Regions from separate parts of the Mus musculus genome. Here all the other regions are linked to region 2. Evidence: chromatin loops called from intact Hi-C (ENCODE). Cell type or tissue: left cerebral cortex. All regions are shown on one strand. Each heading gives the region's core, and the rest is flanking DNA. Links, peaks and the distances in the headings are about the cores only.

Evidence for each region. A loop is a pair of places that touch in the nucleus more often than their neighbours do. Peaks named below come from ENCODE experiments on the same cell type or tissue, not always from the same donor. Only the 100,000 strongest peaks of a DNase experiment are listed, where the experiment ranks them.
Region 1: a loop joins it to region 2, with 8 times the contacts of the local background. A loop is called at or near these places in 26 of 42 quality-filtered maps.
Region 3: it touches region 2 in a loop (7-fold over the local background); 4 of 42 quality-filtered maps call a loop at or near these places.

What each region holds. Positions count from the first base shown.
Region 1 is chr1:118,456,456-118,462,598 of GRCm38, forward strand. It overlaps Clasp1 (CLIP associating protein 1), which reads left to right. Exons shown (of 43, transcript NM_001359328.1): 3 at 3,346-3,424; 4 at 4,732-4,835; 5 at 6,011-6,102. It overlaps 2900060B14Rik (RIKEN cDNA 2900060B14 gene), which reads right to left and starts at 2,810. Exons shown (of 1, transcript NR_027901.1): 1 at 2,214-2,810. In left cerebral cortex, for the core only: a CTCF peak has its summit at 2,598; DNase peaks (open chromatin) are centred at 1,034, 2,699 and 3,072; H3K4me3 peaks cover 1,501 bases; H3K27ac peaks cover 1,775 bases.
Region 2 is chr1:118,385,307-118,391,449 of GRCm38, forward strand. It overlaps Clasp1 (CLIP associating protein 1), which reads left to right and starts at 3,752. Exons shown (of 43, transcript NM_001359328.1): 1 at 3,752-4,215. In left cerebral cortex, for the core only: a CTCF peak has its summit at 3,570; DNase peaks (open chromatin) are centred at 3,073, 3,690, 3,962, 4,640 and 1 more place; H3K4me3 peaks cover 3,077 bases; H3K27ac peaks cover 2,387 bases.
Region 3 is chr1:118,478,169-118,484,311 of GRCm38, forward strand. All of the region lies in intron 8 of Clasp1 (CLIP associating protein 1), which reads left to right. Among named protein-coding and RNA genes, the nearest start is that of 2900060B14Rik, 22 kb to the left of the region's middle. In left cerebral cortex, for the core only: a CTCF peak has its summit at 3,562; DNase peaks (open chromatin) are centred at 1,266, 1,723, 2,516, 3,261 and 3 more places; H3K4me3 peaks cover 1,889 bases; H3K27ac peaks cover 2,210 bases.

The DNA.
Region 1 (6,143 bases), core at 701-5,700, 71 kb after region 2:
GCTTTCTTGCTGAGGGGGGCAGGTCCTTATGGGTACCTACTGTGTGCCAGGCATATTAATAAAGCTGCCTAGCCCTCACGTGTGCTTTGTAGAGTGGATATATAATTGTAAGGTGGTTCTTGGAGACGGATAGCTGACAATGGATGGTGGAGCCTGCTGTCCCCTGTCCCCAAGAGTTTGGGATTAGGGAACCTGTGTGTTTTTTCAGGACCTGGCATTATCAGGGCACCAAAGAGAGTCAGCTGACTTTGGAGGTTATTTGGTGTTGCCTCGGAGGTGTTATGACTTGTCCAAGGTCTGAAGCTACCTGGAGAGAGGTGAGCAGGCCAGGTCTGTGAGTGTGGTGGTAGTGCAGCACTGAATGGCCTTGGTGTAGTCAGAAGGCTTGTAAACATCATGGCTATGCTGAGTCTCCGTATGGATTTGGAGTGTGTTGTTTCTTCCAAAGGGCCTTAGGAATGAGAGAGCTCATCCAGTGTGGTCCAGCTCTTCAGTCTGGTCCTGTGAAGTTTGTTTATCTGGCCCGGATTTTCTCCTATCCCAGGATCGTGGAGCTGCTTTTGAAGATGTACTGGTTGTGTCTGGTGTGTGACAGGAGGCACTCTCGTTTTATTCCCTGTAGATACTGGAGTGACCCAAGGGCGGCTATGTAACAATAGCACTGTGGCCACTGCTCCAGTGCTCGCTGTGGCAGGATCTCTTTCCTTTCCTGGCTGTTGATGGATTCCGCTGTCTGCTATCAATTTGCATGTGAGCTAGTGGCACTGCCTTCCGGTTTGTAGTCAGTAGGAGGGAGCCCACCACCTTGTGCTGAATGTCTTACTATTTGTGTTTCTGCACATATTCACGAGGCTGTGAAGCCCTTGCTGAAGAGGAAGCCAGGTGTGGAGCTACACCCTGTAGTCCCAATACTTTCTCTTTGGCATGCCCAGATTGTCAGTGTCACTCTTGTGCTTTGGGAACATTTGCAAGTAAGCTCACTCTGTCTCCCAGCAGAGCTGCAGTGTGACTGCCAAGTGATTCGTGGAGGGCAGCGTATACTGCCTGGATGCCGGATGCCAGAGGGATGGTTCTCATTTCTGAGTGGGACTGAGCAGTAGAGTGTGATCGTGTACTGTGCTTTCAGAATAGCACACAATTTAAATTCAATAAGTTGTTTACTTCAGGAATTTTCATGTGTTACTTTGGGACTGTTGTTTGCTGTGATAGCTAAAACTGTGAAAGCACAGTTGTAGATAGGAAGGCTAGAGGACTGGAGCGATAAGACCATGTGTTGAGCGAGCGTTTCCATACTTACTGTAGAATTGCTGCCACGGACATGAGCACGCAGAGCCCTTGAGCCTGCTTTACCTCCGTGTGTTCACATCCAGAGCAGAATTGCTGGATCATACAGTTCAGTTCTATTTAATTTTCTGAAGACATTTTGCACACTGATTTTCATTTTGCATCTCCAACAGCAGTGTGCAGTTCCTATTTCTTTGTGCTGTCACTCCCTGCCTCCCTTGCTCTCTCCCTCCCTCCCTCCCTCCCTTTTCCTTTGTAGTAGCCTATAGTGATTGTCAGCTGTTGCTTTTTACCACTGCTCTGTCTGTCAGAGCATCTGTCTCTGCTGTGCACCTGCGCTTTGGGGGTCTCTAACCCTTTGCTTCCTTGGGCTGCACTTGGAGCTTTCCTGTTTAATTTCTCTTGCTCTATGTACACTGAACTTTCAATGGAGCCCATTCTTTGGCTCTTAAGTTGGTTTGTTTATTATTTGGTTCTTTCAAAACAAAACAAAACAATATCTGGAAAAAGTCATTTTCCTTTTCCCAGGCAAATTAAGAAACTATAAAAAATTTGTCTTCACTGTGGCAGTTTCTCGGTATCCTTGGTTTTGGCCCTGACAGCGACGCACTGGGCAGGTGTTTGAGTTTCCCTCATATTTTCCTTGAGATTACTCACAGCTTGTGGGCTTTAAAGAGACTGTGACAGAGGTGAAGTGTGCATTATATTATACCAAGCTTACATCACCAGCATGACTTAGCATTGTTTAAGCTGACCTTGGTCACCTGGCTGAGGTAATAGTTTGTCAGGTTTCTGTACTGTAAAATTACCTCCCATTCCTACTGTGCTCTTTGGAAGGAAGCCAAACTAAGGAAACTTAAATCCTGTGGCTCAAAAGTAAGACCTTTGTTTGTTTTTGTTTTTTTGGTTTTTTTTTTTTTTTTTTTTTTGCTTTGTTTTAAAGAAAATGCTCATAAATAGAACTATTTTAAAAGTTGGGAGAAAAAAGGGCCCCGGGAAGTGGTACATGCCTTTAATTTTAGCAGTCGGGAGCTACAAGTTTGAGGCCAGCAGGGGCTACATGCTAAGGGCTACATAGACTCTGCGCCTCAAAAGAATTATACACTTTCAAGTATCTAATTCCTCCCAGTGCTGGCTTGGTGTTTGAATTAGTATATAGATTTACTTGTAAGCTGGATGAAAACCCAAATACGGAACCCTTTATCTGTATTACAACATTTTCCAAAGGGAGCGCTTCTTAGTGTATCACAGTCTTAGGGCAGCGGTGAGAAAGCTGGTCTCCAGTAATTACTGTCCGGCTGCCCTCTAGCATACAATAAAGGAACTGCGAGGAGGGCAACAGTACACACGCGGCTACTTTAATCTTTAAATGTTTAGGTAAGGAAGAGAGGTTTTGTGGTTTTTTCCAAAAATTGCACCAAGGTAAAGCAGAGCTCTAACCGATGCAGGTGTGTTGTCAGGCGTTAGCAGTACTGCCCTCACTACGCGTTCATTGGACAGTAGCGCAACCCCAAGAAAAGGATGGTTGCTTGCAACCACGCGCGCCCGGCAGCCAGAAAGCTCTAAGTCCGGGTTTGGTTGCGGTGACCACCGCAGGAGGCCTACCCCAACCTGCCCGGTGTACAGTATTTTCTTCGACTGCTGCTTCCCACGTCGAATACCCTTTCTGTTTTTCTGAAACTCCCAAGGGGCTTTCTGAAGCCTGCTTGTCTTTACCCAGAAGGCCGCGCGTCACAAGTCTGAAAATTTGCATACACGCCTTTCTGGGCGGGGCCGGAGGGAGGCTTAGAGTTAGCAATTTGGGGGGAGGGTGCGACCTGGTAAATTTGCATACGCAACTCAAGGAGAGGGCGGGGCCGCAGTAGGCTCCTCTAGGTCGTGCTGCTTCAGTGGAGTTCCGCTTCGGCGAGTTTTTCTTCCAAACGGTAGCGGGTTTTTCCGTGCCGAGTACCCTTTCCTGACCAGCCAGCTCAGTCTTCCCAGTCGCTGGGCGCCCGCGGGGACCAGCTATGTCAGCGCCATCCCACTGCACCGCTGACGCTGTGCTTCTTTGCGTTGCAGGTGGTTCTCTTGGGCATGGACATCCTGTCGGCACTGGTGACTAGGCTGCAGGACCGGTTCAAGGCGCAAATCGGCACAGGTGAGCCTTAGCTAGCATAGCAGGCTCTCATCCTTCCGTCCCACCCTGGACTCACCCCACATCGTGGCCTCACCGCCCCTAAACTGGTACCTTCCCCTCTAAACCCGAATTATTATAATATTGCCAATTGAGGATTTTTATGCCAGTTTAGACATCAGCTTGATGCCAGCCAGTACGCATTGTCCTCTCAACCTCCTCGGAGACTCAGTTTTCTTTGAAAAGTCCTACAAAAAAGGAGCCAGTTGGATTTTTCCACCGTTTAGATGTCTCTAAATCAGTGTGTTTCATGGTGGCGATGTAAACACTAAGCAATTCTGTTTATACAACTGTTTCAGTAGCAAATTTCTCTATTCTCTTTTCTTGATTCCCTTTTGTGTGCGCAGTGGGTGAATAGAATCTATGTCCTCTGTATGCCAGCAAGCAATAACCACTGAGCCACAGTGTCAGCTGGAATTCTCCACTAGTGTTCATTACCAGTGTCTGTCTGTCCTTTTCTTTTTCTGTAGCTTTGCAGTCAGTGCGCTCACTGAGAAGGATGGTGGGATCCTGAAACTTACTGTTAGGAATCTGATGTTTGAACCATTTTCCATTTCCCCCCTACATTAGCTCAGGACTCATGGATTCTCACCAGAGGCCTAACGGGGTTGGAATAGACATGGGTGGGCTGGCCCATGCTTCAGTGTGTGGGTGTGCTGTGTGTCTTTTGTATGCTATAAGTAAAATGTACCCAATGCCACTGAAGCATGCTGGTCTGTTGCTTAATGTTTCCATTGCATATGTCATTTCAAGCATGGCATTCCCTACAGTGTATTTCAACCACACCTCCACTCTTACAGTTGCCTCTATTTCCCTCTCACTCCTGCTTGATACCTTCTTTCTCCACTTAGCTCCTTCTACATTCCTGTCTTTCCCCTCCCATGACCTACCGAGTCTCACTAGGGTTGCATGCAGAAGCGTAGCTGAGGGATGTTTATAAGGTGAGTCCTTATGCATACCCCCTGATGAGAATGGCTCACTCTCCCAGCTGCAGGGGACTTTGGGGCTGTGGGAGCCCTCCTACCGTAAGGTCCCTCTCTCCCTCCCACACTGGGTGCCACTGGCTGGTCTTCAACATTGCCTGCAAAGGATGACCTTGAACTCCTGATTCTCCTTCCTCCACGACCCGAGTGCAGAGATTATAGACACAGTCCTCACCCATCCCTAGCTTTGGAATAGCTACCTTAGGCCAGCAAACTGCAGATGAGCGGCGGGTGACCTCAGATCTCAAGATGTATTCTCATTTACTCCATTTCCATTTTGGTTTCCAGTGTTGCCAAGTCTAATAGACAGACTGGGAGATGCTAAAGACTCCGTGAGGGAGCAAGACCAAACCCTGCTGCTAAAGATCATGGATCAAGCTGCTAATCCCCAGGTAGGCCAAGCGAAGTGGGACTGTCTTCACAAACCGTGTGTGCGACTCTCTGGGCTTAGTTTCTCTTAAGCTAATGGGTTAGAGGTTGTTTTAGTCTCTATTGCTTCAACAAACACCGAGCAGAAGGCTAGTTGGGGAGGAAAGGCTTTGTTCAGTAGTTTATGCTTCCACAGCACTGTTCATCATTGAAGGAAGTCAGGACAGGAACTCAAGCAGGGCAGGAACCCTGGAGGCAGGAGCTGATGCGGAGGGAATGGAGGGGTACTTCATACTGCCTTGCTTCCCATGGCTTGCTTTCTTATAGAACCCAGGACTACCAGCCCAAGGATGGCACCACCCTCAATATGCCGGGGTCCTCCCCCATTGATCTCTAATTGAGAAAATGCCTTAGAACTGGATTTCATGAAGATGTTCCCTCATTGAGGCTCCTTCCTCTCTAATGACTCTAGCTTGTGTCAACTTGACATAAAACCAGCTAGTACAGAGATGACCATTCTTATGTCCCACAGCCCTTCCTCATATGAGAGATCTAAATACATAACTAATAGACTGTTTCATTTGAATAAATTAGTGAGTTGGAGTGTTGACTGTTTGATTACTCTATTAGGCCCTTTAGCTTATTTACATGACTGGCTCTCCATTTTTCTGGAAAGAGGCAGCTAGTGGTATCGGAGGAGCCAGTAGGCCTGGCTAGGGCTGTGCTTCCTATATGATAGTTAGCTGGGCTTGCTAGAATGGATGGATCCAGCCCTGTCTTTTAGGGTCACACTGACCATTGTTAGGGGTTGCAGCTGGGGCAGCCAACAGCAGTTTCCCCAGGGAGATAAAACAAGTCCTGGAGTGAGCCTCAGTGAGGAGACAGAAAGCAGTGTGTGTACCCACTATGCTTTGGGCTGAACTATTCTCAGTCATAAAATGGGGCGGTTATACCTCTTTAGGGCAGTTGGGAGAACCCAGTGATGTTACATAAGTACATATGCTTTTCACACTTTAACTGGGTGTGTTTAATAAAGTTGTACCTTGTCTAATGTCAATGTGATTATGAGAGGAGCCTGGGGGTGGGTGGGTATGGGACCAGTTTGGTTCCTGCCAAGAGCTCTTGTTTTGATGACTCCTGTCTTACTGTGAAGAGTTGCAGAATCCTTTCCCTCTCACCTGTCCCTTGTCGCCTACAGTATGTGTGGGACAGAATGCTCGGAGGCTTCAAACACAAGAACTTCCGCACAAGAGAGGGCATCTGCCTCTGCCTTATTGCAACACTCAATGCGTAAGTCTGGGGTACACCTGTAACTCTGCTTAACTAGAGCT
Region 2 (6,143 bases), core at 790-5,789:
CCAAGTGGATCAAAGATCTCAAAAACCAGCTACACTAAACCTGATAGAAGAGAAAGTGGAGAATATCCTTGAACACATTGGCACAGGAGGCAATTTCCTGAACATCAACAGCTCAGGGACTAAGATCAATAATTAACAAATGGGACTTCATGAAACTGAAAAGCTTCTGTAAGGCAAAGTATACTGTCAAGAAGACAAAATGGCCAAATACAGAGTGAGAAAAGATCTTCACCAACCCTACATCTGACAAAAGGGCTGATACCCAAAATATATAAAGAACTCAAATTAGACATTAACAAACCAAATAACCCAATCAGAAAATGGTGTACATATCTAAACAGAGAATTCTTGACAGAAGAATCTCTAATGGCTGAGAAGCACTTACAGAAAATTTCAACATCCTTAGTCATCAGGGAAATGCAAATTAAAACAACTCTCAGATTCCATCTTACACCTGTCAGAATGGCTAAGATCAAAAACTCAAGCAACAGCTCATGCTGGCGTGGATGTGGAGCAAGGGGAACACTCCTCCACTGCTGGCAGACTGTACAGCCACTTTGGAAATCAAATTTTCTCAGAAAATTTGGAATAGTTCTACCTCAAGACCCAGCCATACCGCTTCTGGGCATATACCCAAAAGATGTCCCACCATGTCATAAGGACACTTGCTCAACTACGTTCATGGCAGTTTTATTCGTAATAGCCAGAAACTGTAAACAGCCTAGATGTTCCTTGACTGAACTGATAAGGAAAATATGGTACATTTATACAATGGAGTATTACTCAGCCATTAAAACAGTGACATCATGAAATTTGTAGGCAAATGGAAAAGATCATCTTAAGTCAGGTAACCCTGAAAGACAAACATGGTATGTGTTTGGACTCAGACTTGCGACAAGGAAATGAGGTGTGTATTAACATACCAAAGTGTTCCTGGCCTCCAGCTTCTCCTAGTATCCCTCAGTCCCTACCTGTTCCATGGCATGTCTGGCATACCCTGCCCTCTGCTACCCCACTTCTCCCACATTTTCTTTCTCCCTGCATGCACAGGCTTTCTCTCTCGTCCCCTCTCTCCTTCCCCACAGTGACTTCCCTGGCCTTGTTCTTTGGGACCAGTGAACCTGTCTGAGAGTGGTTTCCCAATAAACCTGCCCTTATATATTCTAACTTGGCTTGAATTGGCTCATTTCACTGGTGGAGAATAATGTATCAGTATGTACATAATCATAAGTGGATATTAGTCATAAAGTACAGGATAACCATGCTATGAACCATAAACCAGGCAAATGTACAGTGAAAAACTAAACCAAAAAAGTCCCCAAACCATTATGACAGTGAACGTTTTGGTGTCAGTTTGCTAATTCTAAGCTTTTAACCCAGTTCCCTCCTTCCATCAACCCCACCAATGTCTAGTCCATTTCCTCTTCTCAGTGAGATCAATCACCCGCCTTGGGCCCTCCTTGTTACTTAGCTTTTGTTGAGTCTGTGGTTCATAGCCTGGCAATAAGCATTTGCACAGCATGCACAAGGCCCTGATTGATGCCCAGCACAGTATCCCCACCTTGAATAAACCTCACTCTTTTGTGTCCAGGTGTTTTCTTTCAATCTTCTTGTTCTCAGCAGTGAGCTGCCAGTTCTTAAGGCACTGTACTTTTCTGACCACTTGTGGGATGCACGGTTGTTGGGCCTCCCCTCAACCTATACGTAACACAGAACTTTGATAATTTCATCACTGAGCACAATACCTGGTATAGGTCTGTTCCTACATAACTGCTCTGTATAAATGAAGAGTACATTTAGCTTTCTGACTTCTGGGTGAGTCACTTTTTAAAATAGTTCTTGGAGTTCAGGGGGAGGTTAGTTCCCTCTTAGAGCAGTTGATTAGCAAGTGAGGTCCTATTCCTCCACTGCTTTGCAAACAATACCAAACATTCTTTTTTTTTTTCTTTTTCTTTTTTACTATGTAACCATCTCTAGTAAAGGTATGAGTAACAATATGAATCAAGTGTGGCTATCTTCATTTTGTTTCCAACTTTTCTATTAAACGTGACCTTTTAAAAAAATCATTCACTCATTTGTTCATTATTTATGTTTGTGTTGAGTATTTATTGAGCTTATGGGCCATAATGGCCATGTGGAAGTGAGCAGATAACTTGTTCTCCCCTTCCATTGTGGAGAACAGAATTCAGGTAACCAGGCTTGTCAGCTTGTGCCTTTATTCAGTCATCTTGAGTCATCTCCTGTGTCCCTAAAAGTAGAATCCTAAAGACAGACCGATATCCATGTTCACAACATTGTGTAGAATAGCAAATGACGAAAGTAGCCAGGGTGGTGAATGCATGTACTGACACATTATTCAGCTTTAAAGAGGGCACTCTGGACACATGCTACAACATGCACTGACAGCTCTGGAGTCTATTAGACTATGTGAAATGAACCAGTTATAAAAACACCAAGACTGGGCTGGAGAGATGGTTCAGCGGTTAAGAGCACTGACTGCTCTTCCAGAGGTCCTGAGTTCAATTCCTAGCAACCACATGGTGGCTCACAACCATCCATAATGAGACCTGATGCCCTATTTTGGTGTGTCTGAGACAGCTACAGTGTACTTACATATAATGAATAAATAAATCTTAAAAAAAATAAAAAGACCAAGACTATATGACTCCACTTTCAAAATACTCTCAGTATTTTAATCCATAGAAAGCAGAATGGTGGTAATCAGAGCTAAAGGTAAAGAGGAATTACAAATTAACAGGTGCATTTTTTGTATGACAAAAAGAAAGCAGAAGAGTGGCTACTTAACAATGTAAGTGCACTGAACTGTACAATAAAAACCAGCTACAACGTTTCTTTTGTTAATATGCACAAATTCCTTCCCATTGAACTTATCAAACTTTTCTTGGGTTTCTCTTTTCCTTTCCAGTTGACTACTCTCCACACATTGTTCTCCCAGCATACCACCCACTTCCGCTCGGCCCTTGACCCGGCGGTATTTCTTTCTAGAACGCGCTTCAGGGTTTTCCACCCACGGTTAGTAAACTTGCTTGCATTTACATCTTAAAGATGTTACTTTTTCTATATTCAATCACGAGTCCCGTCCTGCATGTGAATCCTATACCTTTTCTGCACCACACAGGTCTGTGATTGGCTTTATTGTTTTGGCTTGCCTTTCCAAGTCCGGAAGATCTGACGGCGTTATCACACATCTCCCAATACATACACATTCCCGCACAAAAGAGTCCCCATAAACACCCAGTCTTGACAGAGGAAGCCAATCCGACACTTTAAAAGTGATTTTCACCAGTGTACAACTGCAACACAAAAGCTCTCAAATCCAAACTGTTGGGTAGCACACGGGCGTAGAAGGACAAAACAGGGCGTCCTTAGGCTCCTTGAAAGTAGCGCTGCAATCTGCATAGCCCAAAAACCTCAGATATAACCTGAAGGCCACGCGGGACGCGAGGCGACGTTGTTGTGAAGGAACTTAGAAAAGAAACTGGCACACTCTCACACCAATCTCAGCAGCCTCCACCTCGCGCCCTGGCTCGCTAAAGCGCGAAGAACGGTTTAAAACCTGGGCTTCCGGTAGCAGCGCTTGTACGCATATTCAGGACAAGCCCAACGCGCTGTCAGCTACGGGAAGTCGCGGGGGCCAATTTCTTTCACTGAAGTCGCCCGGTAAATAGCGGGCACCCGTAACCCAGAAGTGAAAGATTGTTTAATTCAAGTATCAAACACCTCGACAATCAAAGGAAGTTCCGGCTGGAAGCGCTCCTGACTCCTCTCTAGCTCTTTTATCGCACAGCCTTCTCCTAGTCTTGCTCGAGTTTTGCTTCCTCTCCTTTAAAGGCTCTAAACATTCCTTAAATTCTCCTTGGTCACCTTTTTTTATTAAAGCACCTTTATGCTACGGGTCGCCATTCGGGTCAAAGGCAAAGGCGGCGGGACCTGAAACTTCATGCGGGCCCCAGCGCTGGGCGTTACCATAGAGAGGAAGCCACCTCTCTGGGCTGAGATTACAGTCTCTATGGTTCAGCCCGGCCGGTGGCGGTAAGAGGACACAGGGAGACCTCTCTGCGCAGGCGCATTTTGGTTTTTCATTTTTTTTTTTTTTTTTTTTAATCCCCGCACCAAGCGCTTAACCTCATTGGGGTGGAGGAGAAGGCGGTGGCTGTCCGGTCCGCAGCCGCAACAGTAGTGAATAATAGAACTGTAAGTACCGGGTTTAAGACGAAGAATGCTCAGAATGGAGTCCACTGGAGGGCCCTGCTTCTTTTCCGAGCGGCGGCGGGCGCAGGGTCCGGGTGGGGACGGTGTCCAGTGCTGTCAGCCGCTCTGGGGTGCACTTTTGGGGGAGGGGGCGGCCCTGGGATGGGATCTGGGTGAGGACCCAGGACGCGCGGCCTCCGGCTTCAGTTCTGATTGTAGGCTGCTTTGCAGAGGGGAGGTGGGGCGACTGTGGGGTCAAGCCTGGCTTTGTGTGACTGTCTCTTTCAGACCCCACCCCGGGGCCCCTTCCTGACCCGGAGTCTCCCCTGGCCGGCTTGGGAGACGCCAAAGCAGCCCCGGGATCTCTTTGAAAGGAACCGAGATTACACTGAGCGGGAAGGGGCTCCAGGAGAGAAAACCTCACTACAACTAATCATCGGCGAGTGATGGGTGTGGAGAAAGATTCAGAGGGAAGAAGGGGTTGTCGGGGAGGCAGGCCGGGCGGCCGGTGCCCCCAGCCTGGGCCAGACAAAAGCGGAGCAGCCGGGGCCCAGCGGGGTGCGGAAGGTCCCCTTGTCCCAGGAGGGCCCCTCATATAGGATCTTTGCGAAGCAGGGAAGAGCGGACAAGCGCTGAGTTAAGCCTGTGCAGCCTCTCCAACTTGCCTTTGTTGTTCTTCGGTATTGGCAGAGCCGCTCTGACGAAGATGAGTGTGTGATCTTGCACGTTGGTCTGGTTGGATACAATGGAGCGGATTGAATCTTGCTTTCCATTTTATGAGTTGCTTGGATGAGTGTGGGGTTTTCCAAAGTCAATCTCATTACATAATATATCTAGATTTTAAAAATAACTGTGTTTATTTCTTAAATTAAAAGAACAATTAGTTGGAGCCTTAAAGCATGTGTGTCGCATCCGGATGGATTTCTGTGCCGGGATCCGTTCATGAAACACTGACCTAATGGTGGAACCTGTGAGTTCTTTAAACCTGATACTTTAATTTGTGATGTGGCAATGAGCGCTTTGGACGCTCCAGTCCTTTGGGAGATAGTGATGTGGAAGGGTCAGGAGCGATGCCTTTGCATCTACCTTGTACCAGATTCAGGTGCCACAGGCTAGTATCAATTCTGGCCTTAGAGATGATAATTTTATTGTTATTCATGACATATATAGAACTCTTGTTATGAGGGATCCTAAACCGAATGGTCCGGTTTCTTATTCATGGAGTAGGAGCGAGAATGGCAACATTGATGCAGCGACGTAGAGATAGGGAAAATAACACAGCGCCCCAGAGAACTGAGTATTGTTTATCTTTTTTACTTGCTAAGAAAGACTTAAATTTTAATGAGCTGTTTGTTCATTCATCTTTGTAAAGTTGACTAATTGCACCCTTGTAGCAGTAAAACTCAAAATTTCAGTTTCTGTAAGTCACTGTTTATTATGGGCAACATGTAACTGTGTTAGTTTTTATTGTCAATGTGATACAACCTCCTTTCAACCTGAGAAGAGGGAGCTGTGACCTGGGAATTTCCCAGATTAGATTGGCCCGTGGCCATGTCTGTAAAAGCTTGTCTTTCTTGGCGGTTGAGGTGGAAGTGCTCAGCCCACTGTGGGCAGTACTCTCCCTAGGCAGTCCTGCCTGTATAAGAAAGCTAGCTGAGGCAGTCTGTTTTCTGTTTTCTTCTGCTTTTTTTTTTTTTTTTTTTTTTTATCTGAAGCCTTGAAACTCTCTGTCTTGCTATGAGGACTCCTTGTGTTTTGTGTGCCAACTTATGCTAATGAAAATTTGTTTGTAGGCTTCTGAATTCTGGCTCCATGTCAAAATTAGAGGAACATCTTACCTGGCAAGATGCTATCCCTGCTTTATGAGTTGTAGCTAGGGACAGGCTGCTCTGTGAGCAGATTTCCTGCCTGACTTCTTTGAATTTAATTAC
Region 3 (6,143 bases), core at 819-5,818, 93 kb after region 2:
TTCTGTCATTCTTTAGTTTTGCAACCTGGTGCAAGCCAATTCTTGGCAGTGCCTGCTTGCTGTTCTTATCTGAGGAACGAAACACCCCAGGAAGATTTGCAGAATAGTGAAATGATGTTTAGGGCCCTTAGCACTGTGCCTAGATGGAGCTGGTGCCCAGCATGATTGGCTGACCACCTGTAGGCTGGCTGGCTGGCTGACTTACTTCTACCATAAAATGAATACTATGTGAAAATAAATTCATACTTATGATAAAAAAACTATTTCAAATTATTGGAATATGCATTGACATTTTTCCCCCAAAGCACTGTTTTATTTATATGGGGCTTTAATGTCTCTAGTTTTAGGAGGAGAAGGAGAGGTTCCCTTTTCACCCAGGGGCCTCTGTAGTGTTATAGGGAGCACCGTGGACTCAGTACACTAATGACAGTGTTTGTCTTTCTCCGCTAAAGCCACCAGATATCAGGCTCTACTTCTGGAAGAATGCAGAATGGAGGATTTTATGTTATTACTCCAGCTTCTGTTTCTAATGCTTTGAAGTCATTTGACAGGATAGTAGACAGGTGTGTAATGCAGTGCCGGATCGCTTCATTTGTGTTTTGCAAAGAAGCTGGTGGACTCTGTTTAACCGCCTTTGCTGCATTGGCTTTAGATGCCCAGTGGTAACCTACAGGGTCATACTTGTACACCCTAAGACCTTGTTCTTTATACCAATTACTGTTGTACAACAACCAAGCGGCCTCATTTCCGCATTCTTGGTATATATATCAGAAATACTAGTGCGGTTTTGAATATGCTGGGGCCAGGGAATGGCACTATTAGCTGTGGCCTTGTTGGAGGAAGTGTGTCACTTACGAGTGGGCTTTGAGACCCTCCTCCTAGCTGCCTGGAAAACAGTATTCTCCTGTTTGCCATCGGAACAAGATGTAGAACTCTCACCTCCTCCAGTGCCACATCTGCCTGGATGTTGCCATGCTTCCTGCCATGATGATAATGCACTGAACCCCTGAACCTATAAGCCAGCCCCAATTCATTGTTGTCCTTTTTAAGAGTTGCCTAGGTCATGGTGTCTGCTCACAGCACTGGAAACCCAAACTAAGACAACTAGCAATTCTTTTGCACAGCCTGTCCACAGGAATGACACAGTAGCTATTTGTATTTCCAATTAGCTGCTTTATGTTTGCCCTCTACCTGGGATCTGCTGCCAGCTGTCATTGCAGTCACCGCACAGCCAGCGTTTGCCTTATCTCAAACAAGTGAGTCACTGTGCTGGAATCAGTAGCTTGTTGGGTGCTTGCTTCTGTGGGACTGTTATTGCGCAGTCTCCTCTCTGACAGCCCCTGATGTAAGGTGACCCTGGCTCATCACTCTAAACGTGTTTTCTACATGGTAGTGTCAGCTCTCTGGCAGTGGTAATGTGGCAGTCAGACTGGTGCTGGCATCACTAGACACATTGGTGCACCTAATACTCCAAGCAGTCTGCCACATTTAACTTTTAAAGCACATTTATTTGAATATATACCGGCCGTGGCATTCAGATAAGAGGTCAGATGGTAACTTTCTGGAGTCAGTTCTCCCTCCCACCATGTGAGTTCCAGGGCTTGATCTTAAGTTGTCAGTCTTGGCAGCAGGCGCCTTCACCCCCTGAACCGTCCCACTGATCCTTTTAACACCTACCTACCTACCTACCTACCTATCACTTTTCAAGACAGGGTTTCACTGTAGCCCTGCAGAATTTATTCTGCAGACCAGACTGTCCCCAAACTCACAGAGATCCACCTGCCTTTGCCACCCAAGTGCTTGGATCAAAGATGTGCACCACCACCGCCGAGGCCTTTGCTCATTTTTAAATTGTGCTATCTTAAGTCTTCATGACTGAACCATATGAATTATTTTTAGACTCATGGACAATAAGACTCCTAGCATATAAATAATTTGCAGGACACCCTCCCATTGTGCAGGTTGTCCTCTCTCCTTTATGTGTTAGTATATAAAATTTGTAATTTTTGATGACATTCATGTTTACTTTTGTTACTTGTGAACAATGACACTAGTTTCAGCCAGAAATTGAAGCGCTAGATTAGCACTAACTTGGATAAACTTGTTTTGTAAAGATTAACTGTTTAACTTCCGGACGATTTCATACATGTATCTGGTACATGTGATCATTCCCCATTACCTCTCTTACTTACCCTTCTCTGCTGGCCCTGTTGGCTCAGCTTCCTGTCCTGCCCCCCTACTCTCATGGCTTTTGTTCTTTGTTTTCTTAAGGTACAGGTACTGAAAATAATTTTCATAAGCACATTTTTATAGACCTACTAGTGTTAAGGGTAATAGCTTTAAGGAATAGATAAGGCTCGTCTTGGGTTATATGTCTTGACATACTTAAAATTATATTCATTCCTTTGTGAGTATAATACGATTGTGACTGAAATTAGCAATAAAGACATAGCCAAGTAGCCATGTAGAATGTGCTTTCTGTCTGAAGTGGGTGCTTCATCTCCACGCAATGCTTCCTTGTTGCTAAGCTACCCAAAGACTCAGTTTTGTCTGGCAAAAAAATATGAGCATTAAAAATATGTTGTTGTTGTATAGATGTATTTTTTTTCTTTTCCCCTTCCATATAATTAGCAAACCCCTTGAAACACAAATTACAGTGTTTCCTTCCATGGTTTTCAAAAAGCAAATTATTTTCTGTGTACTTTTTTTTTAAATCAAGCAGATGTGCTGTGCTTCCAGGCAAATTAGACTCTCAGAGTGAAAGAGCATTAATTAGGGACTAGTCAGTGTCCTTTATCCATAGCCATTAAACAGTCTTGAGTTGTGTTTGATTGACACGAGGCCCTGGACATAATTTGGTTAGAAAATTTATGTGTTGTTGTTTCCTAAGAAAAGCGAATATGTTAATGAGGAAATCTAGACTGCATCATATTGATTAAATCTTTGGAAATGCTATAGTCTGTAGCTAAAGGAAAGAACAGAATATTAGAGAGAAAGTCACACACTCAGTTAACTGATAATTATATAACTCTTATCATCTGTTACACACACGAATATACATCGCCTATCATTTTGCTGCAAAATACAGCCTTCCTTACATTTTTTACTGTTGAAAATAACTTGCAAAATGTTACCTAATTTAACTTCTTGGAAGTTAGAGCTCCCTGTAAGCCTGGAAACAAACCACCGATGAGCTCAATGAGCAAGTTAGGTAAGGTCTGGAATGTTGCCAGGCGCGGCCAGGACAAAGCATTCATTTAAAGGCGAGCCTTTATTAAGTGGCCAACCCTCCATTATCCACTCACACAGCTTTAAAGGCAGTGTTGCTGGATAAGTGGCTCAGGTGGATAATGGTCCCATTCTGTCCTTGCTTGTTTACTAGGCTGTGCATCTCACAGGCTTGGAGAGTTCAGAGTCTTAGGAAAGTGTTTCCAAACTCACAAATAGGCGGGCCTTGTGCTACCAGGCTGGCAAATGTGTTGAGCTGTGCTGAGAAGCCCTCTCCATATAGCCTAGAAAAGATTGCCTCTCTGCAGTGCAGTAGAGTAAGCAGCAGGGACTGCCGGCGTCATGTCCATGTGAGACTGAGGTTGCTTCTTGTTTGAAGGTGTATCGTAGTTAGGGAAAGGGAGTTTCTTAAGGGAACTGAGAAATTTGAACTGAGAATTTTGGTTTGCAAAATGAATAAGCTGTAAAGACTCTTATTATAATCTGTGAGTGAAGACAGACAGAGGCAGTCCCCTCCCTGGCCGTTGTGAAAAACTCAGGGCGAGAGTCTAGGCTCTTATTTTGGAATGAGGTGGCAGTTGTCACAGGGCTTCTCCTGCAGAAGGTGTGGGAGGAGAGTCTGCTGATGCCTAAGCTGCTGTGAGAAGGGCATTTTTATCTGGTGCCGGATCCCTGACAACATGACCACTGGCAAAGGTAAGCCCTGTGTTTTGGAAAGTGTAATTATTACTGATGTATTGGTACGTCACATAAACAGGACATTTTATAATCGTGTTGTTAGCTTACACCCATGGGTAGAAAGTAAAGAAATGGTTGCCGTGAATGTTATTTACAGGGAGGCAGGGGAGATGATAAGGCCTGCAGATGAGTAAAGTTGATGACCTTAAAAGACAAGGAGGAAGGACACACAGAAGCAGAGGTGACCAGAAGTCAGTCCTCAGTGGGTCTTTTGTGTACTTTTAGCTTTTCTGTGCTCCTTTATGTTCTGGGGATAAATCTGTTTTTCTTATCTAAAGCATTTGTTGATGTGCTTAAGCTGTCTTCAGAAAGGCTGGGAATGTCTGCGTTTCTCCAGCTGCTGCTAGAAGGAAACCACAGTAGCAGTATGCTGTCACTGCCTTCCAGTCCCTGTGTGGGAAGGGGGATTCTGTAAAGTGACGAAAGCTGAGGAGTGAGGCCACCCGGCACTTGCTCGCACACTGTCCTGCTGCCTGGCCTCGCTTCCCCTGGAGGATTTGCCCAGGCTTAGGGAGTGCTGAGAGGATGGGGAGGCTCCACAGAGATTAGGTCTGTGTTGACCACTGAGTGTGGCTGATGGAGCAACCTGTTGACTGGCCTGCTGTCCTAGGGGGTCACGATCCCAGCAGACCTAATCTGTTGTCTCTGAAGGACATTTCCAGACAGACCCTTCAGCTGAAGCAGAAATGACTCAAAGTGCAACTGCTCACAGCGACCTGTGTTCATTTCTCTTCCACTCTGGGGAACTGGGCTCCTCTCAAGTACTTTGGCACTGTGCTAATATTGTAAGGATCCTAAAGGGCATGTATGTCTATCTTGTTTGCATTTTCTTGTGCTATTCTGTGTGTGTGGGGGGGGGGGGTGGGGGGGTGGGTATACACGTGAGGCCAGAGGTTGACTTAGGGGAGTGGGTTCTCTTCTTTCACCATATGGTCCTAAGTCTGAAGTCCATTCATCAGGCTTGGCAGCAAGTGACTTTACCCACTAAGCCATCTTGCTGGCATGATGGCTCCTTCAACTAAGCCTAGTATAGCTGAAACCCAACAGAAGTTTTATCTTGACTGAAAATAATCCTATTAGAAGATTCTGTATCTCTGTTCGTATTTTCCTGTTGATAATTTACTGGGTTAAAGCAATGGTAAATTCCATACCTTGCAATGCCTCTTGTCAGGGCTACTGACTGTTTAAGCTGTTTAGGAAATCAATACCTGGGTAGGAATGTTAAATAATTCATGTTCCAAAGAGCCTTTCATTTGAGGGTTTGAAAACATGTTGCTGATGAAGATAATAGCATTTGCCTTAAGTTGTTGTATTTGCGGACTATTTTCTAAACACCAGGGCAAAATAGTCTGGAAGTCAATGGTTGGAAGCCTGGAAGGAGCCCTTGCTAAACCTGAATTTAGCACAAAGATCACACATCTGCTTGGAGGCTCCTTTCAAATGGACTAAATTCAAACTACCTGCCTTCTGTGACTGAGATGCAGTTTAAGCTGCAAGTGTGATAGCAAACGGATTTGAGGCCATTTCTGGGCAGGGGCGTGTCTGAATATCTGTCAGTCTGTGGCTGATAAAAGATAGGTTGACAGTATGCCCATGACAGCAACAGCTGTTAGTTACTGTTTGGTATTCTCAGAGCACATTCCTAAACTTTGTTTGTTCTTTTTGTTTTGTTATCCTCAGTAGGCAGCCCCTGAAGAGAAGGACTGAGGTGTCAGGTTTTCTGTAGTTGGGTCAGTGTCAGGACACAGGGAAGGAAACTCCACACTGCTGTCTGAGATGCGTTTTTCCTCTATCTGGCATGTCCTCGTGCTTCCTAGTCCACTGCTGTTGTTATGGAGTCATGTTTGCTCCTATGATTCTGAAACTGTGCCGTGCTCAGGAGCCGCTGCAGGGAATAACTCAAAAATGAAAGCATTGAAAAGGACATTACAACAGGTATTGGAGCTAGCTGTGGTGCCTTCTGCTTGAAATATGAGCACCCAGAGGAGAATAACGAGGTCAAGCACTGGCACCCCGTCACTGGAGGATGTTCTGATGCGATGTTCTGTCAGATGTTTGCTGAGGAGGTTTGGGGGTGGGGTAGGATGCTGCTAAAGCATTGTGACATGCAAACGATGAGTTTGCTGTAGCAGCGACTTATTATTGGAGGAGAGCATGTGGAGAAGATGACCAGGGTT